Regions from separate parts of the Homo sapiens genome. Here regions 2 and 3 are each linked to region 1. The links are chromatin loops, found by intact Hi-C in ENCODE. Cell type or tissue: heart left ventricle. All regions are shown on one strand.

Region 1 (8,000 bases):
TCTGCATGCAGATTGGCCAGGGGAGACCTCCCTGAATAGAGATCTGAAAGCAAGAGGCAGGGCACTGTGCAGATATGATGGGGGGAGTTTCAAAGGGAGAGGGAACAGACAGTGCGAAGGCTCTGAGGCCAGCAGTGGTGGGAGAACAGGTCAGCCCCCGAGGGTCTCGTAGGCAGGGAAGGGCTTGGCTGTTACTCCAAGTGAGGTGGGGCCTGAGGGTGAACATGGCCTCACTTCCAGGCCAGGTGCCAGTTGGGAATAGACTGCAGGGGGCCAGGGCTGAAGTAGTGATGGGGCCAGGAGGCCACTGCACGTGCCTTAACAAGAGATCTTGGACCAGGTGGTCTAGGCGAGGTGGTGAGAAGGCGTGGGACTCTGGTGTATGTTGAAGGTGGTCACTGGCTTTCCTGACGGATTGGATGTGGGGTGAGAAAAAGGAGTGAACGATGACACCAAGCTTTTTGGCTTCCTGAACAGAAGGATGAGGGTCCCAGAAGAAGAGTCAGTGGAGGAAGGGGTTTGAGCCAAGAGCTTCATGTGAACTTGCTGGGCTGGAGGCATCCATTAGACATCGAGTGGAGAGGTGAGGAGCAGCCGGAGGACAGATTCAGGCTGAAATAGAATTCAGGGGCTGTCAGCATGCAAATGGGATTGAAACCCAGGCATCTGAAGGCCGGTGCAAAGGGAAGGAGAGTAGACAGAGGAGAGGAGAGGAGAGGAGAGGAGAGGAGAGGAGAGGAGAGGAGAGGAGAGGTCCCGGCCCAGTCCTGGAAGACACCAACATTAGGTGCAGGAGATGAGGAAGAACCGGCCAAGAGAACTGAGTAGGAGCAGCCAGCCAACAGGAGGAGACCTCAGAGACAGCAGTGACCTGGAAGCCATGGGAGGAGGGCTTTCAGCAAGGAGGGCATGGCCAGCTGGGTCAGGCAAGGCTGAGCAGCTGTATGTGCTGAGGACTGACCGCTGTCCCAAGATTTGGCAACAAGGAGACAGATGATAAGCAACAGCAACACAGTGTGATGAGGGCAGAGACCAGGGAAGCCCAGGTGACCATGGGAGCCCCAAGGAGGGGCACCCAATCAGGGAGGACTTCCTGGAAGAAGGGATGTCTAAGCAGAAACCTGAGGGGTGCACACACATTCCCCAGGTAAAAATGGGGAGGCCAGGCTGAGGGAACAGCACAGACAGAGGCCAGGAGCAGAGAGCAGGCACAGCTCATTTGGGGAACTGAAAGTAAATAAGCCTGGCTGTGATATGGGGCTCAGGAGGGCTTAGGGGTGGGCGAGGGTGTTATTCCTAGAACCCTGGAGAGATCAGCAAAGCAGATGGTGGGGTCCTCAATTAGAGACCAGACTTTGGTGATGGGTGGGTGATGGTAGAGGGAGGAAAGTAGGCTGGTGGCTGGAGAGATGGTGGAGCCATTCCTGAGATGGGGAACCAGGAAGGGAAGCGATTTGAGGAAGATGAGAATTCAGATGACTTTAGGATGCTGGAGGACATTTGAGGCGATATCCATCATCAGCTGGGCATGCAGGCTGGGCATCGAGTCTGGGAGGCGACCGCGTGCACAGGGAGGAGGCCAGACAGGGCTGGGTGAAGGGACACACACACTCATCTCTTTCTGGTGCCGCTTGAGGTCAGCCTGTGTCCAGCCACCCTCTGGGTGCTGGGGAGGGGCCTGGCAACCACCAGTCATTGTGGTTTGTCTCTCCAGACAGCAGGAGTCCAAGGGAAGCCCAGTGGTTCCTTAGACAGGCTGTGGTAACTGTGCCTCGTCCCTGCCACCTCCACCTACCCAGAGGCCACCGAGTGTCTTTGCACACCCCTCAAGCACCCACCACCAGGAGAGGTATGGTCACGAACATTCGCTCATGGCACAGCAATGTATGGAGCACCTGCTGAGTGCTGCATGGTCCTGGCCCTGAGAGAGCAGTAATGACCCAGGAAGACAGACCCCTGCCCTCCTGAGGCCACCGTCCAATGAAAGAGGCAGGCAATAAACCCATCATTAGAATCAAGTGTGAAGCCTGGGCGTGGTGGCTCACGCCTGTAATCCCAACACTTTGGGAGGCCAAGGCAGGAGGATCAGTTGAGGTCAGGAGTTCGAGACCAGCCTGGCCAACATGGCAAAACCTCGTCTCTACTAAAAATACAAAAATTAACCGGTGTGCACCTGTAATCCCAGCTACTTGGGAGGCTGAGGCAGGAGAATCGCTTGAACCTGGGAGGCAGAGGTTGCAGTGAGCAGAGATCGTACCACTGCACTCCAGCTTAGGTGACACAGCGAGACTCCATGTGATGTTGAGAAAGGGAAGCCTGGGGGACCTTTGGGGGCTGGGCGGCAGGGGGGTGCTTCCGGGAGGAGGCAACATTTAAACTATAGGTCTGAAGGATGAGTCAGAGTTAGCCAAGAAGAAAAAGGAGTGAAAAGGTGTTTGAGTGAATGGGAATGGCATGTGGGAACCTCAGAGGTAAGAAAGTGCCTGACAGGTTTAAGGGAATGAAGGGATTAAGTGAGATGGAGCATTGGGTGTTGGCGGTGGTAAGGAACCTCAGGAGTCAGGCTTAGGGACTTGGACCTTCTCCTGAGGGCGATAGGGAGCCATTGCGTGTCTTAAGCAGGGAGTGGCTTGCTCAGATTTGCATGTGGGAGAATTCAGAGACAGATCAGAAACACTCAACCTCAGCCCAGAGGGGCCCAGGCAAGACCCCCCTCTCCCTCCTCTGTAGTTCCCTTGACGCGTGAGGTGGGTCAACACGGCTTGCACTCCCCCAAGGACCCGAACCTAAGGTCCTCTGGAGGCAGGCCCCAAGCCTGTCCTAACAAGTGCCGTGAGAGCCCTCCAGGCCTGCTCTGGGAATCCAGTCTTGTCGCCAGGAGACACGAGCCCATTTGACTCCGGTGGGGGGAGGTGGGCTGGGCGGCACCACCGCGTGAATGCTCCGGAGCTACCCACGGAGGCGACTGACTGGCTGCCAGCGTGCGCTCCGGATGCCACCTGGTAAGGCTGTCGGCGGGAGGCCAAAGAAATCAATCAGGTCCCGAAGACACGCCGCCCCCTCCCTGCCACAACAGTCCCCTGCCCTCGGAGCCTGGAGAGGCTGGGCTGTCCCCGCAGCGCCACCGTGTGGGCGAGGTGGTCACGACGGCAGGTGGTCGGGGCGCTCAGCTGGAGGTGCTGGTGCTGGGGAGAGCGGAGGACACCGCGGGATCGGCAGGCGTTGGGGACCCCACGGCAGCCATCGATCCTATTCTCATCACATAGTTTCAAATTAATTTTTTCAAAACGGAAACATATTTGCGGCCTGTTTGTGACTTGTAATTATTAAGTAATAATATACTTCCTGAAAACAACATGCAAACTCCATGGACTATAGAAAAAGGCAGGCATGGGCAGCTTCCCTGCAGAATTCCATCCCACCACAACCTCTGATTGCATTTTGGCAAACAGGCTTCAGATTATTTTTCTGGCTTCTTTTTTTTTTAAGTCAGGGTCTAGCTCTGTCGCCCAGGCTGGAGTGCAGCGGAGCGGTCATGGCTCACTGCAGCCTCCACTTGCCTGGGTCAACCGATCCGCCCACCTCAGTCTCTCAAGTAACTGGTACTACAGGCACGCACCACCATATGTAGGTAGTTTTTTCATTATTATTTTTGTAGAGACAGGGTCCCACTCTGTTGCCCAGGCTGGTCTCAAACTCCTGAGGTCAAGCAGTCCTCCTGCCTCAGCCTCCCAAAGTGCTGGGATTACAAGCATGAGCCACCATGCCCAGCCCAGATTTTCTTCAACAGAAAGAATATATGTATATGTATATATATATATATATATATATTCACACACACACAAATGAGGTCATATTGCATATGCCTAATGTTCTGCCACTTGCTTTGCTTTTTAAACATTTTTATCAACTGTGGAGTTCGGAGAAAAGAATATTTATTTAGATTGGGCTTGGTGGCTCACACCTGTAATCCCAGCACTTTGGGAGGCCGAGGTGGGCGGATCATGAGGTCAGGAGATCGAGACCATCCTGGCCAACATGGTGAAACCCCATCTCTACTAAAAATACAAAAATTAGCTGGGCATGGTGTCATGTGCCCATCATCCCAGCTACTCGGGAGGCTGAGGCAGGAGAATTGCTTGAATCAGGGAGTCGGAGGTTGCAGTGAGTGAGCTGAGATCGCCCCACTGCATTCCAGCCTGGCAACACAGCAAGACTCCATCTGGAAAAAAAAAATTTATTTAATATACGTGCAGTATATGAATCAGGTTGAAGTGGGACACTGTGTGCCCACCGTCCAATTTAAGAACATTTTAATTACCCTGAAGTTTCTTTTAAAAATATATTTTTCCCTCCTTTCTCACCTTATTATGGATTATATGGGTTTTTTTGTTTGTTTTGGTGGGTTTTTTTTTTTTTTTTTTGGACAAAGTCTTGCTCTATCACCCAGGCTACAGTGCAGTGGTGCGATCTCGCTCACTGCAACCTCCGTCTCCCAGGTTCAAGCGATTCTCGTGCCTCAGCCTCCTGAGTAGCTGGGATTACAGGCACCCATCATCACGCCTAGCTAGTTTTTGTGTTTTCAGTAGAGACGGAATTTCACTATGTTGGCCAGGCTGGTCTTGAACTTCTGACCTCAAGTGATCCGCCCACCTCGGCCTCCCAAAGTGCAGGGATTACAGGCGTGAGCCACCAAGCCCAGACTGATACAGTACTTTTAATTAATCCATGGCATTGCTTTATTAATTTGTTAGTACTCCTTTCTTTTAGTGGTTATCCTAAAGATTATAATGCGTATCCTTGACTTATTAAAGTCTGCTACAGACAAACTCTCACTGCTCGTAGGGAAATGCAGGAAGTTTAGACCACTTAAAACTCCATTTACCCCCTCCTGACTTGGATGCTATTGTCATCTGTTACCATCTGCTATTTGAATCCTTTATATATTTCAAACTCCACAAGACCTAATTATTATTGTTTTATACAGACAATATTTGTTTAGATTAACCAAATATTTTCTCTCTCCATTGGCCTTCATTTCCTCCCAAATCTCCAAGTTTCCATCTGGGATCCATTTTCTCCTGCCTGAAAATCACCCTTTGCTAATTCTTTGATGGGGACGTGCTGGTGATAAATTCTTTCCATTTTTATTTGTATGAAATGTCTCAGTTTCACTTGAATTTAAAAAAAAATTTTCTTTTTCTTTTTATAAAATCAGATCTTCTAGAAGAGGCCACCTTTGTTTTTGAAGAGTATTTTTTGCTGGGTACGTTGGTGTAGGCTGGCAAGAGAAGGCAAGAAAAGAGAGAAAAATAACCGTGTAAGTGGGACAAATAGAAAACAAACAGTAAGACCAGTGGCCTAGACCAGGCACAGTGGCTTACACTTGTAATTTCAGCAATTTGGGAGGCCGAGGCAGGTGGATCACCTGAGGTCATGAGTTCAAGACCAGCGTGGCCAACATGGCGAAACCCTGTCTCTACTAAAAATACAAAAATTAGCCGGGCGTGGTGGCACAAGCCTGTAGTCCCAGCTACTTGGGAGGCTGAGGCAGAATTGCTTGAATCTGGGAGGCGGAGGTTGCAGTGAGCCTAGATCACGCCACTGCACTCCAGCTTGGGTGACAGAGCAAGACCCTATCTCAAACAAAAACAAAAACAAAAACAAAGGCGCAAATCAGATCTGCCTCTCAAAGTTGCTGGAGGGACAGCATGGGGCCAGGGGTAGGGAAAAGCAGGTAGCGACAGGGGCAGAGAGGGGTGGGGATGAGAGTGGGCCCGTATGTGACAGGACACTCCCTGGGGTCAGTTCTTCAGAGCTGGGGGCCCGGAGTTGAGGATGGGAGTGGAGAAGGGAGATGGGGCAGGGGTAGACTCTGGAGTTTGGCAGCCAGGGGAGCCTCAGCGGTGGAGCTGAAAGAGCCCTGGAAGCGGTCCTTGGAGAGTATTTGGGGAGGAAAGCAGGGGATTGCTAAGGAAACCGTCCTACAACAACCCACTCCAGTCGGAGCTCACTGAAGTTCCCGAATAAGAACTCTCTTCTCTTTCAGGGTGCAGCTTCCTACCCACATCTGCACCTCTGAGGGGGTGTATGTATGTGCTGGTGTGTTTGCGTGTTTGCTTTATGTGAGGGGTTTATGTGTTCTTGTGTGTCTGTGTGCAGCCCCTCTCACTGCATAACCACTTTACCCCCATGGCCTGGCTTTCTCTGCTCAGGGCCTCGTATATGCCCGTTCCTCTGCTGGAAAACCCTTTCCCTCCCCTCCCCTTTGCCTGGTGCTCTTCTGCCCATTCATCAAGAGGAGGTGGAGCCCACACCTGTAATCCCAACACTTTAGGAGGCCAAGGCAGGAGGATCCCTTGAGCTCAGGAGTTTGAGACCAGCCTGGGCAACATTGTGAGACTCTGTCTTTACAAAAAAAAAAAAAAAATTTAAATTAGCCGGGTGGTGGCACTCACCTGTAATCTCTGCTACTCAGGAGGCTGAGCTTGAGCCTGGGAGGTTGAGGATACAGCGAGCAGTGATTGCTGGGTGACAGAGCAAGATCTTTTCTCAAAAATAAAAAACAAAGGAGGGGGAGGGGGAGGGGTCTTCTCCCCCAAAAGCCTTCCCTGACCTCCTCACATGTCTAGTGAGGGGCTCCTCTGGTATTCTCGCACCTCTGCCCTGGGCTTCTTTCTCCCCCAGCACTGATCACATTGGGTGCTAATCTCTGGTTCTTGTGTCCATGAGTTCCTCAAGGGCAGGACAGGATCTTGTCTATTTCTATATCCCTGGCACCAGGCAGGGACCTGTCACAGAGAGAGGCTCAGAGGATGCTTGTTGAATGAATGAATGAGGGAATAAGTTAATGACCACATGAACAGCCACTTCTTCAGAAGGGTTTGGGACACAGGCAGGTCTTCCTCGTTCAACCCAAAAAAACAAATTGTCATCGGAGCTGGCGGGTCCTTTAGAGATGAATCCAGAGGCCAGGTGCGGTGGCTCAAGCTTGTAATAGCACTTTGGGAGGCCGAGGCGGGTGGATCACCTGATGTCAGGAATTCGAGACCAGCCTGGCCAACATACTGAAACCCCGTCTCTACTAAAAATACAAAAATTAGCCAGTCATGGTGGCAGGCGCCTGTAATCCCAGCTACTCGGGAGGCTGAAGGAGGAGAATCACTTGAACCCAGGAGGCAGAGGTTGCAGTGAGCCGAGATCGCGCCACTGCACTGCAGCCTGGGCGACAGAGTGAAACTCCGTCTCAAAAAACAAAACAACAACAAAAAAAAGAGAGATGAATCCAGGATCCAGCAGCATGGACCTTACCTGGGAGCTCATTAGAAATGCGGCTTCCCAGGCCCCACCCCAGATCCACTGCATCAGAATCTGCCTTTAAAAAGATTCCCAGGTGACTCACATGCTCTTAAAAGGTGAGCAGCTCTGCTCCCAAGGGCTCCACCTCCCATTTTATAGACAAGGGAACTGAGGCCTGCGGAGGGCCGGGGCCTGGCGAGGCCTGGGCAGGAGCAGGACGTCAAACTGGGCGGCCTCCCAGCGGCTCCGGTCCCCGCCCCGCGGGTCCTCCTGCTTCCCGCCCCGCCTGGCCTGTCCAGACCTTCCCAGCGGCCTCCTGAGGTCTTTGCAAGGAGCTCGCACTCCCCCTGGCGGGCATAGGGAGGGACGGCCTGGGCTGAGCTGGCCGAGGACGGGGAAGAGATGTGGCCTTAGGGACCGGGCGGGGGTGGAGAGGGCCAGCAGGGAGCCAGGGTGTGAGAGGTGGCCAGGTTAGCGCCCCTGCTTTGGAGAGGCTGCCTGAGCTCATCTTGGCTACTCACCACGCGCCACCTGTGGAGTCCGGAGCCTCTGCTCGCCTCCTGCCAGGGGAAAGAATAAGAATGGAGCCCACCTCACTCGCTCCTCGTGAGGATCCCATGAGGATGCGCCGACGTGAGGGGCCAGCGGGGTGGAAAGCCTCCCGCCTGCAGAACACCCGGAGCGCCTCCGCCTCCATCCCA
Region 2 (8,000 bases), 220 kb before region 1:
CTAAGTGTCCATCAATAGGGGACTGGTGAAATAAATAGCATTCATACAATGCAGTCATTAAAAAGTCCCTGGGGGTGGTGGAGATTGCACTGACAAGCAAAGAGGCCCACAACACAGTGGTAAGAAATGCACACAGCAGCATACACAGTATGTTCTTGCTTTAAAACAAACTGAAGAAGGAAAAGAGCTCTATGTGTGTGCGCCTGCATGTGTGTGTGCGCTTACACATGCACAGATCGTGTCCAGAAGGCTGCATACCAGTGCTCTGAGCGGTCACCTCTAGGGAATGGGACCAGGAGGCATGAAGGGCCTTCCAGGCCAGTTTCAGCACCTTACAAAAGTAAGGTGGTCCCTTGGAGCCCTAGAAAGCAACAGATATTCGGGAAGTAGTTCCTGGTAGACCCAGCCCTTAAGTCCAAGAACTAGTTGCTCACTGTGTGGGCTGAGGCTGGGGGTCAGTGAAGTCTCGGGCTAGGGAGGGCTCACTTCAGGTGACTGCAGCAGTGTCAGAGGTGTCTAGGGAGTAACCTTGTCAACTGATGGTCAAGGGCAATCCTAGAAAGGTTTTCGACTTCCTGCTGGACAAGTGGAGGTACAGGGTCTTGAGTCATCTTCTTCATACAGGCGGATTCACGATCCAATTCTATTTCTCACATGCTCTGGCAGGCAGCACAGTGGCGCTTGTCCACTAAAGGCTGAGTGCATGCGGAACACCCCAGCTCTAGTACCCAGAGTGGGGCAGCCTTGGCAGATACTGCTGAGTGAACATAGCATTTGCCCACAGAGAAAATGGGGCCCACAGATCCCCAGTGTGTTCTGACAGGACCTGGCCTGATCATGCCACTTGGGCAAACTCTCTGCCCTCCATGGTTACTCTGGAAGGGGGAACACTAAAAGCCTGATGGCAGCTTTTGGCCCCACCTCCGCCCCACGGCAACAGGCACCTGCTCCAGCTGGCTGACGGCCTCCCAGAGCAGTGAGTGCAGGCTGGAGAGCTCGCGGCCCAGGTCGATGTAGCCCTCGAAGCCGGCTGTATTGGAGAGGGTCTCGGGGTTGGAGATCTCCAGCAGGAAGCGCTGCATGTTGGTCCACTCATGCTCTAGGAACTGGTTCATGAAGGACATGTATTCCTCCTTGCTGCCAAATCTGGAGAGAGGGCAGTTGGGTGAGCACTACTGGGCCCAGGCAGGCCCTGCCCAGGAACTCCCTCCACTGGGACACCACCACCCGCTTTCCCCACTATGGCAGGCTCCCACTCCATTCACTCCCCAAGTCAGCTGAATATGCTCTGACCCAGGTCACCAGGGCCCTCCTTGCTCATGGTAAGTCCAGCGATCCTTTTCTGAACCTTTTATCTCAGGACCTGGAATGTTCTGTGTCCCCCATACACTGCCTGTTAACAGTGTCCTTCGGCTTTTCCTCCAAGTTTCACTGCCCTGGTATGCAGATGATGCTCAATCCCTGCTCAACCCAGGTCTCCCAATGAGCTTTCAGGCATGTATTAATATATCTGCAGGCACCACCCCTGGGAGTCCCTCCTACTCAGCCTGCCACACCTGAAGTCATCATCAACACCCAAACCCATGCCCTCCTCCTGAGCTCCCTACCCTAAGTGGAGACCCCACTACCCATACAGATACACCTGAGACAGAATCTCTGGCAGCTGTCAACTCCTCCCTCTTCCTCATTCCCAAATGGCACGGCCCACTGATTTTGCCTTCTAATCACCCCTAACCTTGTCCCTTGCAGCCACTGCCTCCTGTACCCGCTCCCCTCCCTGCGAATTTTCTGCTATTGTTGCTGGAACCACAGCTATGCTCTCCTTTCACGTCTCCTGGCTACCATCCTGCTCCCTCCAACCCATCTGCCCACTGCTGTCAGGGTGAGCTTTTCAGGATCCAGAACAGAGGAAGGCCATCCTCTCCCTTGTTTAAAACCCTCTGGTGGCTCCCACAGCCCTGTCTGGCCTTCAGGTCCCTGCTGTCCTCTTAGGTCTCATCGCCCGCTTCTCCTGACCTGGCACAGTGCATGGCCCTCCCTGGGATGCCCAGCCTCTGCTCCTCTTGAGACAATGAACGCCTCACCCTGACATGCAGTTGGGGGATCATGTCACCCTGGAGGCTTTCCTGTCTCCTCTCCCAACAAGCTGAGAGCCCTCCTAAGAGGCTCGTGTGTGTCTATCACTGCTCTCCTGCTCATTCCACACGTCTCCCTGGCTGAAGTGCTGAGCGCCACCAGGACTGATTCATCTTGGTGCCGTCAGAGCCCAGCACACAGATGGCCCCAGGATGGGGCTCAATCTATGTTTTGAGAATGAACAACAGTGAGACGACCCAGCCCTTCTACTTCTGCCCACTTGCTCTAAGGATGCAGCCAAAAACACCAATAGTGCTTTATCAGCAAAGACATCCTGATAGCCTGACACCAGGATGGTGGTGCCCAACCCAAGTGCCCAAGCACAGGGAATGGATTAAGGAAATATGGGCCAGTCCCCCTTGGAGGAATATTAGTCATTTATTTCAAAACAGGGCTTAATGAATGTTAAGGGATATGTGAGAATCCTTATAATAATACATTAATTCAAAAAAGCAGAAGGAAAAAAATGTCTCATGTCGTCACCTTTAAAAATTAAGAAACATACCAAAATGACATATACCTTGAGTAGAAGGACAGGGTGTGGAGATTTTATTTTTTAAAAAGCGGGAAGGAGAAGGACTGAGGATGACAGGGACAAAACCAGGGCCTGTTTATGGTCTCTGCTCAGCTTGGGGGCAGAAACACCCCCAGGGCCTGCCCTGTGGACACCAGCCCTGCCCAACTCTGCCTGGTGAGGGAGGAGGCACTCACTTGGCAAAGTTGGCCAGGTTCTGGGTGACCTTGGCGATGAGGGTGAGGGTGCGGGCAGTGCGGTCATCAGGGTACTCCTGCAGCAGGTTGAAGAGTGAGGGCGACATGATGGCTGGGCAGAGGAAGCGCAGGAAGAGGGAGGCGCTGATGAGCCGCTCACTGATGTCCGGGCGGCCGCGACTGCTGCACTCCTGCCTCCACGAGGCAAACACCTCTTTCAACTCCCGTGGGAAGACACTGTGTAGGGACAGACAAAGGTGGGCTTGGCTGTCAGGCAGGGGCCCAGGACAGGAGTGCACAGAGCAGGAACCTGCATTCCAACCTTGGCTCTACCCCGCCAGCTGCGTGAGGTCAGCCCCGCTGTCTGAGCTCTGAGGACACAGCCATCTGGGGAGAGCAGTCAATACAGGGTGGCTGGAGCAAGTGCCCAGGCAGGAGGAGGAGCAGGGAGACCCAGGCTCCCATCGGGCAGTGGGTTCTCAGTGAAGGGCCGGGCAGGTGGGATGGGAGGAGGCATGAGGAGCTGGCTCTCCGTCCTAACCGGAATTAACTGCCAAGGGCCAGTGCTGAACCACCTCTCCAGCTTCTGGTCTGGGCCCTCCCCACCTCTCTGCCAGTGTCTACTTCATTTTTCAACCCAAACAGCAGGCATCTGGGTCTAGGGGGAAGTGAGGAAAACAGGAATAGACCACTATTCCTTGGGTTCCCATCACTGGCTTTGAGACTAATTTCCTTTGCTTGAATAATGTCACAGGAATCCAGGATTTCCTAAAAGCTCAGAAAGATCAAGAAGATGGGACTACCCCTGAACACGGTGGGACAACACAGCTCTCCATTCTCTACATGGGGAGGGAAAGGGAGGTAGTGACTGCCCCAGGGTGATGGAGCAAGCCGGCAGAGCTGGCCCTAGACAATGGGGCTCCTGGTTCCACTGGGCATCCTGGCCTGCCATGGTCAGGCCCACCTGGCCAACCCTTAAGTGGGTTTCCTATCTTTTTTCCCTAAAAGATGCATCTCCCAGCCTGGGGCAGGCCAGGCCCCAGTGGTCCGTGAACTCAGTCTACACTTGGCTCTGCCATGAGCTCAGGGTGATCTGACCAAGGCCCTAGCCCTCCTGGAAGGCTTGGGTTTTCTCTCCCCTAAACTGAGAGCAAGGCCTGCCCTGCCAAGCTCACAGAGCCATCGTAAGGCTAAAACCCCAAGGCTACAACAGGCTTGACCAACTTGAAATTTCTTCCCCCACAGGCCCAGCAGCCTGCTCAGCAGGCTCTCCTGCAATGCATGCTGGCTGACCCATCAAGGGCACACCTAGCGGGGAATGAAGGTGAGCCACCTTTAGCCGTGGCTCTCACAGTGCCTGGCACAGAACTGGACAGGGGGCAGGTGTTGAGTGGTGACATCTATCAATGGCCTTGTCCAGAATGGAGAGGTGCCTCTGATAAATGCCAGAAAGAGGAAATGGAAAATCACTGTCCACAAATATGTTTTCCCTGAGTCACATGCCCAGCCCCCCTGGAAGAGGGGGAGGGGGAAAGCACAGCCCAGCTGGGAATGGGAAGTGTGTTCCCAGAGTTCAAGGCCCTACAGTCGCTCTCCTCCACCGGCCCAGGGGTGTGGAAAGCTGCACATTTGTGGCCCATCTTGAGGTGCCCATTTGGCCCAGGCAAGCACCTTGTATAGCCCAGGGGCTAAGGCCCTGGGTGCCAACCCTCCTGGCCTGCCCATTCCCCCTGCCTTTTCTTGTCCTTGGGGAGCAGCAAACACTTCTCTGGCCTTCCTGTGTGCCCAGTCCTGAGGTGGTGGGCTCACCTGCCCCCAGGGTGCCCCAGCATTCACAGGAAATGTTTTAGGCACAGGCACAACCCTATCCTGATGGGATCAGGGCTGCGACAGAGGGTACCAGGTGTGGCCTCGGAGCAGGAAGGGCAGGAGTGTATGCAGGGGAAGGTGCAGGTGAGTGAAAGAGATGAACCTAACAAGGAGTGAGGTAAGGCCGGGGAGAGAGTGGTGTCAGAACAGGCTGTGGACGGAGGCTTGGGTGGGTGGGGGCTGTAAGCCCTGAGCTGGAGGGGGACACAGGTTAAACCTGGGCAGCTCCTCTGGGGTGAATATGAACCCACTGCTTGGGCTGACAGCAAGGCCCTCCCGCACAGTCCTGTGTGCCACCACAGAACGAGGCTATACTCGGCACCAGGCTGGCTGGCCATCACACACATATATCCCAGGAGCAAGCTGGTGGCCGTGAAGTCGGCCTTACCGCAAGTTTCTCCGGGACTGATTCCGGTCCTGCTGAGGGGCCTGTCTAAGCAGCCCACTGCTGCATGCCCTGCTGCTTTCTGGGGCTGGCAGAGTCTGCAGACCCCGTTCTACTTCAAAGTCTAGTCCTTTCTGTTTATTCTCTAGTCCCAGCAAGAGGCCTGCCTGGTGCTCAGGCCCCCAACGTGCCCCTGCTTGGCCCCATCACAAGGCTGTGACATGAGCACCTTAGCTCCCACGGACAGGTGAGGAGCCTCAGGTGAAGCCATCCGCCCACCCCAAGTGGGGGCCCACACAGGGCCTGCCAGTCTCACTCCCGCTGCAGCCCAAGCACCCACAATAGCCCCCGGCACATGAAGGGCGCTCCCTCATCACCAGAGACGGCAGACTGGCGTGTCCAGGTTCTTTCCATCACAAAACCACAGCAACATGCTGAACGCTGCCCCACCTGAGAGCTCAAAAGGGACTAGGCCAGGGGACTGGCAAGTCAGTACAACTCAGGGGCCAGGCAGCATCAGGCACACTGCGGGTGCCAGACACTGAAGGACAGGATGGGGAAGGCGACAGGGTGGGGAGACCTGGGCACCGCACTGACCAGTAGGAGTTGATGATCTTGCAGAAGGCCAGCTCGCAGCACATCTTGAGGTTGCCCTGGTGCTCTGGGAGGTCAGCGGCCGAGCACTTGCTGGGATCCACTTCGCAGTTCTCATCTGACTCATACAGCGCTTTGATGAACTCACCTATGGACAAGTGGGCAGGGAGTGGGGAGTGAGGACCTGGCGGGCCCTGCCCCACCCTCTGCCCTGCTGCTGGCCCACTCCCTACCTAGGGCGTCCTGCAGGTACTTCTGGCCCACTAGCTTGAGGTACTCCTCAATGGCCTTGGTGGCCAGTGTGTTCTCCCGGAAGATGAGGTGCTCGTTGTCCCCGCAGCGGTCCACCTCTGACATCATCAGGTCTGTCAGGAAGTCCTGGGGAGGCAGGAGGTGGAGAGAGCAGGACCTGAGCTGGCCTGGCATGGAGGGCCCTAGGATTCCAGACCTAGCCAGAGAAGTCCTGGCATTTTGAGGCTGTTCCATCACCAAGCTGCGGGGGTCCCGGAGAGGAACAGTGTGCCCACCTTTGGGGGCTGCTGGGGAGTGTGGGCAGGGCAGGGGCCCCCAGCCAGGGTAGGAGCCTAGAACTGGTGACAGTAGAGCCGGGTCTATGGATGGAGGCAGCCTGAATGAGAGCATGCCACGTGGAGCCACAAGCCCCCACCACCACAGAGAATGGACTCATTTCCATGTACAGCCCTGATCAGGCCTGGCCTGGTGACCACAGCAGGACTCGCCTCTCCCCGCACCATCAGTGCCAAAGAGGACAAATGAGGCTGCCCTGTCTCATGGTAAGAATGGCCATCAGTATCCACCTATGACTCTGGTGGGGGCTCCCACACCAGACACAGATGCCTTCTGTGCAGCCCCACTGCCCGGGGAGGTCGTGAGCCACCATGCTCAGGCAGGTGAGAGCAGGAAGTGATGTGCAACTGGCTGGAGAGGGAAGGTGGAGGCGCCACTGCCCACCTGGCAATCCAGGGTAGCAGCCCCAGGCCCATCAGGTCCCACACACAGTGTTGTGGGAAAACCCCAGCACAGGAGCCCGAACCCACACCTTCCCCCTACTCTAGCAACCATGCAGATACTAACACCCTCCCTCAGAAGCCCCCACCTCCTTGTGCTCACAACTAACCTGTGGCTTGGGGGAGGGGAAGAAAATAGGAAAAACTGTCATAGTTTCAAGGGAGGGTGACAGTCAGGGCAGGGGGCCACCTAGCACAGAGCCTGCAAGGTGCCCAGGAGGGGTGGACCCAGGCATCTGTGCTCAAGAAATTCCTCACTCCGACATGCACGACCTTGGGGTCCTTTAAAACAGAACTGAGATCTAGACACAGGAACCCAGGGTGCACAGCAGAGGCACAGAGGGACAGCAGGGGCAAAGGGGAAGCTGTCATTGGCTTCCTGGGGATCATGTGGCCTGAGGACCCCTTCCTGACCAGCAGGCGACCTCCAGGGTCTCATTCTCTGAATACACTAAAGCGGGGGTCAGAGGTGCATCTCCCCCGGGGCTCCTCCAGGGCTCCCGCTCAGGACTGCAGCCTTCCTGAACTCCCGCAATGAGAGCCAGGCCCCAGTGCTGGGATGAGAACTTCCTGAGAGCCAGGACCCAATAAGGGGGAAACCAATGCACACACAGCAGGAAAATGACTTGTCCAAGGCCACACAGCCACCTGGGGCCAGATCTGGTCCAAGTCCCTTGCTTCCCAGACTCCGTTACTCCTCTAGCCGTGGAGACGGAAGAGGGGCTAGTTCCCAAGTATTCCAGGGGTGGGGGCTTAGGTACCTGTCACCCCAGCAGCACAAGTTACTTTCTATGCTTCTATCTACTGCTCCCCAATCCCACTGAGGGCCTTTGGGGTTGGCTGCAGCCCTGACTTCACCTCCCTCCACGAGCACCTGGACATACCTATCATTTCAGGCTGCTTCAGGGAGGAATCCGCTTCCCAGGCCAGCCCCAGCCCAGCCCTGGGAACCAGGTACTGAAACATCAGACACAACTGCAGAAAATAATGCAGCCTCTGCAGCCCCCATCACTCCCTCTCTGGTGCCCATGGGTCCTTGATTCATTCCGTTTCCCAGCATACGTCCCCAGTGTTGACCAGCATGTTAAGGACGGGGCAGCCAGAGCTGGCCCAACGTGCAGCCTAGCCAGCCAAGTCTGAAGGCTGGGGGAGAAGGTGAGGGAGGAGGTAGCTGAGCACTACAGAGGAAAACTGCTCCCCATCGCGGGTCCATGGGGAGGAGGTCCCCGCCCCAGCCCTGCACTTGCAGCATACAGCAAGTGCAAGAGGGAGGGGGG
Region 3 (8,000 bases), 300 kb before region 1:
GCCTCAAAGAGGTGAAATTACACAGACACGTCAAGTATTACAGTGGGGGCCAGTAGCAGTGGCTCATGCCTGTAATCCCAGCACTTTGGGAGGCTGAGATGGGAGGACTACTTGAGGCTAGGAGTTCGAGACCAACCTGGGCAACATAGCAAGACCCCGTCTCTATTAAAAAACTTAAAAATTCACCAGGCATGATGGCAGTTGCCTATAGTCCCAGCGACTTGGGAAGCTGAGGCAGGAGAATTGCTTGCACTCAAGAGTTCAAGGCTGCAGTGAGCTGCAATTGTGCCACTGCACTCCAGCCTGGGTGACAGAGAGAGATCCTGCCTCTAAAAAATATATTACAGTGGGGACCCTAGTATTTGAATAAAAACCAGTCTAACTTCAGTGTCTGCTGCCCTTTCCATTATACCCAGTGCTCTCAGTCACAAATGAATATGACATACAGTTGACGATTGCAATAGTATATGACCAGAGCTATCATGGGGGGAAGCAACAGAGGAAGGTTGCTGTGAGGGTTAAGATAGAACGCATACAAGGCACGTAGCATGCTGTGACCCAGAAAAGCCACCCACTGTGCATTCTGTATCCTTGAGGGCCTAGCACATGGCCTGGAACATGCAAAGCATCTCGCCCAGTGCCCAGTTAATGTTTGATGAGCAGACAAATGCAAAAATAAAAGATGCCCTGCATCCTCAAAGCAGGGAATCCTGAGTGTGAGAACCGTGGCTCAGAGTAGAGGTGGTCTCTTTGACAGGGTCTCCCTCCCCTCCTCTGAACGCCCATTTGGACTGGATCATCACCCATACCCAGTGCCTGCTGTGTCAAAGTGCTAAAGCATCTTCCCCTCTCCCGCAGCCAGCCAGACCTTCCTTCTGCCGTTATAAGACTTTGGTGCCCACTGAAGGGGTTAACCAGATCCCTGATGCTTGAGACCTTTAAGAACAAAAATAACCTGCAAAAGGAGACCTTGCTATTGAAATGGAGAAGAAAAAATGGTGCTTAAAATAATTAGGAAAAAAATAAAAACTAGTGAGAAAAAGCATGCACATGATGAAATCTAAAACTCAAATAATCCGTTTAAATAAATTTGCTTTTGATTGTTTGTTTTGTGTTTTATTAGACCTCAGGTGCATAGAATTAGATTAGCCATCACCCATCACCCTGGGTTCATGAGACACTTCCATCATGATCCACGCATAACCTACTTTTATTTAGTTAGCTTTTTAAATTAGCTATTTTTAATAATGGAATAAGCATCCGCAAACTCACCACTCAAAACAAAAGCTAGAATTTGACAGTGACCTACATCTAATATGTGGCTCTCCCCACCTAAGGAACCCCCCGTCTGCACCCTGGGTTCATCATTCCCCAAATGGGCTTGCCTTCACCTCTGTCAGAATGTCAATGGCTCTTCAAGAGCTGGATGGAATTTAGTAACATGTAGCTTATGCTCTCCAGCATGCCAATGTTAATTGTCATTTAAAAAAAAGATAAGAATTTTAATTTTCACTTCTAGAATTTCCAGCAGGACACAGAACTCTAAATGAGGATGTTATCAGCAAAACTGGGATGTCGTAGCCCTCGAGTAGCCCTCTCATTGCCCAGAATTCAAATAAAGAAACAAATTTGTCAGTGAAGATGCATTTATTTCATGTAAATTGCACTCAGGAGGTCCTTCTTATCATGGAGACTTTGCCCTCAGCTCTTTCCAGAGTGGAATTTCACATCTCCGTGGTAAGAGATGAGGACAGCATCAAGATTAGGCAATTAAAGGCAAAATCATGGTGTCAGCTGTGAGAGACAAACATTTTACTCGCAAAGGTAACATTTGAGCTGGGCAACCAAGAATCTTGTCCTGGTCCTAACAAAAGACCAACATCTGGGGGCTTCTGAACTTTGTTTACTTCAAAGCCAGATGTTTTTGCTATTTTAAGATATAAGCTAAAGGTCCCTTTCAGTAACCAAAGGGAACATGAGAGCAAAGGAAGAAAAAACTGACTGTGGAGTCTTCCCCACGTCCCCTTCCCATGAGAGCTCAAACACCACACACCTCTTGCTTGGAGAGGGAGATCTAAGAATGGCATTGTTTATTATCTGACATATGCTGAGTGCTCTTTGACCAAAATAAGAAACATTTCTTCCACTGCTTGATGAGCTACATGCCTGCCTCCTGAGCTATGTGCCCAGCTCCGGGGGCTGCCTTGGGTTGACTTGCTATATACCCAAAGCCACAGTCTCCAGAATCAGACAAACTGGGCTTTCAATCTGCGCTTGGTCACTTGCTAGCTAACCTCAGGGAAGTTAGGCAACTTCCTCCAAGCCTCAAGTTCATCAGGTGTAAAGTGGAGATAATAATGGTGCCTGCCTCCTGGAAACCTTGGGATGGATGAAATGAAACAAAACACGGAAAGCGCTCAGGGCCATGTCTGCCTGTGGAAAATGCTCAGGAAGCGGGTCTGCCCCTAGTGTGATCCCATTGCTCCTACTGCACTACTTTCTCGGGAAGTGCTTCTGGGGCACCTACCCCTGCCAGCTGCTCTGCAGGTGCTGGGGACAGAGATGGGAAGAAGGGCCTGCCTCACAGCCAGATGAGAGGGTCAGGACGTGGCCGCAACAGACTCTCCCTTGGTGGCTGACAGAGTGCCAGGCCCTCCTCATCCCACCCTGGCGACAGTGGGGACAGTGAGGCTGGGGAAGACAGAGGAAATGTGGTGCTGGCAGCCTCGTCCATGGCTGTGTGAAGCAGGAGCCCTGCCTGCTCCCATCACTTACAGGCCTGTGCCGGCCCCCAGCTGCCTGCAGTCACTGGTCTCACAATTCCAACCCCAGGGGAGGACATTGGCGCATTTCAGGGCCTTGAGAGCTGGACCCCTGTCCACTCTGCATCCCCACTCATCACTAGCCTCACACTCACTCCAGCCAGAATGGCCGGCCCCCTCAGGCCCCCACCTCTGCAGGAACCCCCTCTCCTTGCTCACCACCACCCCCCAGGTCCCCTCCCTCACAGAGCCTCCCCCAGTGCTCAGGCTGGGCCCAGTACCGTCTCACCTGCTCCGCAGCACCCAGCGCTGCCCTTGACCACAGCACACATTGAGTACTGTGAAAGGGCCTGGACATCTGCCCCCGACATGAGGCCAACATCCAGGAAACAGAGCTGTTCCCGCCTGCATGAGGCCAAGCACTGAGACTGGCATCTAGCAGGTGCCCTGCTACACATGTCCCATGGACCAGGGCTCAGCCGCGGCAACCCACCAATCCCATGGGTGTCTGAGCCTCATGACCATCTCTCAGCAAAATCCCTCAGTCACCGACTGCGAGTCATCTGACGCCTCTGCTCACATCGGCTGGAGTAAGCCCCAGCTGAAATGTATTTGGTTAACGATGCACTGAAATATTGAAGAGTATTTTCATTTGGAATGTTGAGCGCAGTCTCCTTTATACATAAACATGGCTTGCCCCCTCCCCCTGAAATACAGGAGGCCTCGGATAAGTAGGCCAGTTTCACGCAGCGCCTCGTGCGAGGTGTCTGGCACGAACGATGTTCTTCAGCCTTGAAATTATCTCGCAGTCAGATGGGCCTCTCTGGATGTGTGCCCTACACGCTTACAAAATAGTTGGCGTCAGAATTATTTTTAATAAAAGCAAGAGAGCCAGCAGAGATGCCGGCTCAACCTCCCCCTCGCTCACCCAGACCCTGATCTCCCAGGCCTGCTAAAGCCACTTCTGCACCCGTAGTGCCACCAGACTAGGTGGAGTCACACCCGCTGCCCCTTTGTCGGGCGAGTGCCTGTCCTTCCTCATCCTCAGTCACCTTGAGGGTGGAGAGAATAGGATCTCTGCCCATCGTCTGGCCCCACCCCCCAAAAACAGACAAAGGGGAGAAAGCTGAATTCTTTTTGATGTAGGCCTCCCCTCTCCCTACACTTGTTGCCCACCATCCCCAGATCTTGTAGGAACAGCAGCCGCAGGATCCAGTGTTGTGTAGAAAGCCGGCAGCTGAGTTAGACAGGCCGGGTTTCAATACTCTGCTACCTTCCCTCGGGAAGCCCTGAGAGGGGGCACTGCACCTCTGGGAGCCTCAGTGTCCTTTGAAATGGGGCAATGACATCTACCTTGGGGCACTGTCAGGATTTAGTGATAAAGTATGCACCTGGCCCAAACAGTAGCTTTTTCTCTGTCTAACCACCACCATCCTTCCTGGTGGGTGTGTGTGTCACAGATTACAAACCATTTCCAAAGTCACTTGTCCACACAGTGCACACACTCCCAGTGAGCTCTACCGTGACCCTATATACAGAGGAGGAAACCAAGGCTCAGAGGGCTAGAAACAGCTCCACAGGCAGGCAGGGGCAGAACAGGGGCCAGCCCCGAGTCTCAGTCCTGGTCTGCCTTGCGCAGTGACAACCGTCACAGGCACATGAAGATGTGAGCCCCGTCCCGGCCCTCAAATTCTCCCAGGCCTGAGAATTGGGCAGAGCTGTGTTTAGTAGGATGGTCTGGCCCTTGGTCTTGGCTAAGCCTGGCGTTAACAACAACAGCATGTCCAGGGAGCTCTCGGGGCTGTGAGGGCTTCCCCCCCACCACTCCTCTCATCCATCCGTTCCTCCCACAGCCTGGAGCAGGCAGTAAATTGTTTGCACACACTTTATTGTTGCAAAACACAGCACTCAGTGCTCCCAACTGCACTGAGGGGAGGAATTTCTCTTATTCCAGATTTAGAGCTGTGGAAATAAGGATGGGACGGGTTAGGGGCCACCTCCAATAGCCCCTGCAGTGCTCAGGCTGAGACCCAGGTCTCCTGACTGTATCTTCTCCAGCAGGCTCTCTCCTAATGCAACTGCCGGTGATTGACGCCAACACCAGCTACATTTATCAAGCACCTAACACAGGCCAGGTGCTGTAAAAGCCTTTTTTAAAAAATTAATAGGCTTAATATTTTTAGAACATATAGTTACAGAAAAAATTGAGCAGATAGTACAGAATTCCCATGCACTCTCCCATTCCCATGCACACAGTTTCCTTATAACACCATCTTGCATGATTGTGCTGTTATAATTAATGGAAAAACCTTGGTATATTATGATCGACTCAAGTCTGTAGTTTGCATTAAGGTTCACTCTTTGTGTTGTACAGTTCTGTGGGATTTGACATTTGACAAATGTAGCCACCATTACAGTGTAATACAGAATAGTTTCACTGCCCTAAAAATTCCCTGTGCTCCCCCTGTTCAGCCCTCCCCTCCGTGAGCGCCTGATCTTTTTACTCTCTATAGTTTAGCCTTTTTCAGAAAGTCATATTGTTGGAATCATATCGTATCTAGCCTTTTCAGACTGGCTCTTTTCACTTAACAATATGCATTTAAGGTTTCTCCATGTCTTTTATGGCTTGCCAGCTCATTTCTTTTTATCTCTGAATAATAGTCCATTGAACAGATATGCCACAGTTTGTTCGTCTATTCACTGACTGAGATACACCTTGCTTGCTTCTAGTTTTTGGCAATCATAATTAAAGCTACTATAAACATTCGTGCGTGGGTTTTGTGTGGACATAAGTTTGTAGCACGATTGGGCAATTACCAAGGACGTGATGGTTGGATTGTATGGTGCAATGGTTAATTTCAGGTGTCTACTTGACTGGAGTAAGGGATACCTAGAGAACTGGTAAAGCATTAGTTCTGGGTGTGTCTGTGACAGTGTTTCCATAGGAGATTGGTGTGTGAGTTAGTGAACTGGATGGCGAAGATTCACTCTCAATGTGAGTGGGCACCATCCAATCAGCTGGGGGCCCAAATAGAACAACAGCAACAAAAAGGCCAAGATGACTCTCTTTCTCTTTCTCTCTCTCTCTTGCCCACCACCTCCCCACTCCTCCCCCTTCACTGCTCCCTCATGGAGCTGGGACACTCTTCTTCTCCTGTCTTTGGACGTCAGAACTCCAGGTTCTCTGACCTTTGGAATCCAGGACTTACACCAGGTCCTCCCCTCACCCCCACCCCTCCAGCTCCAACTACTTAGGCCTTAGGCCTGGGACTGAGAGTTACACCATTGGCATCTCTTGTTCGTGGGCCATCAGACTTGGACTGAGCCACACCACTGACTTCCTAGGGTCTCCACTTTAAAGATGGTCTGTTGTATGTGGGACTTCTCAGCCCTGAGCCAATTCCCCTAATAAATCCCCTTTCACATATCCATATCTATGAATATCTATATCTATCTCTGTATCTATCTACATCTGTATCTATTTATCTCTCTGTCTATATATATATGCAGTGAGTCTTCCATATCCATGCATTCCACATGTGCAGATTTAAATCAGCCATGGATTGGTAGGTTTTTTTTAAGAAAAATAAAAAATAATATAACAATTTTAAAAATACAAATAAAAAATACAGTGTAACAGTTACATAACATTTACATTGTGTTAGGTATTATAAGTAATCTAGAGATAATTTGAAGTATACAGCAGGATGTGCATAGGTTATATGCAAATACTACACCATTTTATATAAGGAACTCGAGTATCTGCAGAATTTGGTAGCGGTGGGGTTACCTGGAACTGATCTCCTGTGGATGCTGAGGGACGCCAGACTGTCTTCCAAAGTAGTAGTACCATTTTGCATTCCTACAGTAATCAATGAGAGTTCTTTTTGCCCCACATCCTTGTCAACACTTAGTGTACTCAGTTTTTTGGATTTAGCCATTTTGATAGGTATATAGTGCCACCTCATTGTCTTACTTTGCAATTCCCTAAAGACATTTGATGTTGAGTATCTTTACATACGCTTATTTGTCATCTGTATAACTTCTTTGGTGAGATGTCTGTTCAGCTCTTTTGCCCATGTTTTAATTGAGTTTTTTTAATTGTTGAGTTTTAAGAATTCTTTGTATATTTTGGAGACAAGTTCTTTATCAGATATATATTTTGCATATACTTTTCTCCCAGTCTGTGGCTTATCTCATTTTCTTAACAATGTCTTTTCAGAGGAGAAGTTTTTAATCTTAATAAAGTTCAACTTAACAATTTTTTTCCTTCATGAATCTTGCTCTTGGTCTTGTGTCTAAAATTTTATAGCCAAACCCGAGGTCATCTAGATTTTCTCCCATATTATCATCTAGAAATTTTATAGTTTGTATTTTACACGTAGGTCTGTGATCCATTTTGACTTCATTTTTGTGAAAGGTGTAAGTTCTGTGTTTAGATTCTCTTATTTATTTGTTTTGCTTATTGATGCACAATTGTGCCAGCACAGCTTGTTGAAAAGACTAACCTCTCTACATTGAATTGCATTTACTCCTGTGTCAAAGATCAGTTGACTATATTCACAGGGGCCTACCAGGACTCTCTCTTCTGTTCCATTGGTCTAGTTACCTATTCTTTTACTAATACCATACTGTTTTGATTACTAGAGCTTTATAGTAAATTTTGGAGTTGAGCAGTGTCAGTCCACTGACTTGGTTCTTTTTCTTCTTCAGTGTTATGTTTGCTATTCTGGTCTTTTGTCCTTTCATATAAATTTTGAATTAGTGTGTCAATATCCACAAAATAACTTGCTGGGATTTTCATTTGGATTGTGTTGAATCCATAGATCAAGTCAGAAAGAACAATAATGATCTTCCTATTCATAAACATGAAGTAGCTCTTCATTTATTTAGATCTTCTTTTTATTTCTTTCATCTAAGTTTTCTAGTTTTCCTCATATAGATCTTGCACATATTCTCTTAGATTTATACCTAAATATTTTATTTTATTTTGGTGCTAATGTAAATGGTTTTAACTTCAAATATGTTTTTAATTTCAAATTCCATTTGTTCATTGCTAATATATTTTTAAAAATTGACTTTCCTATAATAACCTTGTATCCTTCAAACATACTATAGTCATTTGTTACTTCAGGAGGTTTCTTTGTCAATTCATTGGGATTTTCTACATTGACAATCCACTGAACACAGAAAATTTTATTTCTTCCTTCCAAATCTCTATACCTTTCATTTCCTTTT

The links. Peaks named below come from ENCODE experiments on the same cell type or tissue, not always from the same donor. Only the 100,000 strongest peaks of a DNase experiment are listed, where the experiment ranks them.
Region 2: it touches region 1 in a loop (4-fold over the local background); 2 of 110 quality-filtered maps call a loop at or near these places.
Region 3: it touches region 1 in a loop (2.2-fold over the local background); 18 of 110 quality-filtered maps call a loop at or near these places.

The regions. Positions count from the first base shown.
Region 1 is chr9:121,545,781-121,553,780 of GRCh38, reverse strand. The region is part of intron 1 of LOC107987016 (a long non-coding RNA gene); the gene reads left to right. Among named protein-coding and RNA genes, the nearest start is that of GGTA1, 50 kb to the right of the region's middle. RefSeq lists a silencer at 7,562-7,611. In heart left ventricle, CTCF peaks have their summits at 2,905, 3,116 (motif pointing left) and 7,655 (motif pointing left); DNase peaks (open chromatin) are centred at 3,110, 7,610 and 7,980; H3K4me3 peaks cover 862 bases.
Region 2 is chr9:121,761,578-121,769,577 of GRCh38, reverse strand. It overlaps DAB2IP (DAB2 interacting protein), which reads right to left. Exons shown (of 16, transcript NM_001395010.1): 7 at 5,929-6,073; 8 at 5,699-5,843; 9 at 2,848-3,084; 10 at 945-1,146. Among named protein-coding and RNA genes, the nearest start is that of DAB2IP, 110 kb to the right of the region's middle. RefSeq lists a silencer at 5,554-5,848. In heart left ventricle, a CTCF peak has its summit at 4,156; DNase peaks (open chromatin) are centred at 3,847, 4,287, 5,047 and 5,687; H3K27ac peaks cover 2,302 bases.
Region 3 is chr9:121,848,420-121,856,419 of GRCh38, reverse strand. All of the region lies in intron 8 of TTLL11 (tubulin tyrosine ligase like 11), which reads left to right. Among named protein-coding and RNA genes, the nearest start is that of DAB2IP, 200 kb to the right of the region's middle. In heart left ventricle, no CTCF peak of the experiment used is centred here; DNase peaks (open chromatin) are centred at 3,249 and 3,529; H3K27ac peaks cover 1,198 bases.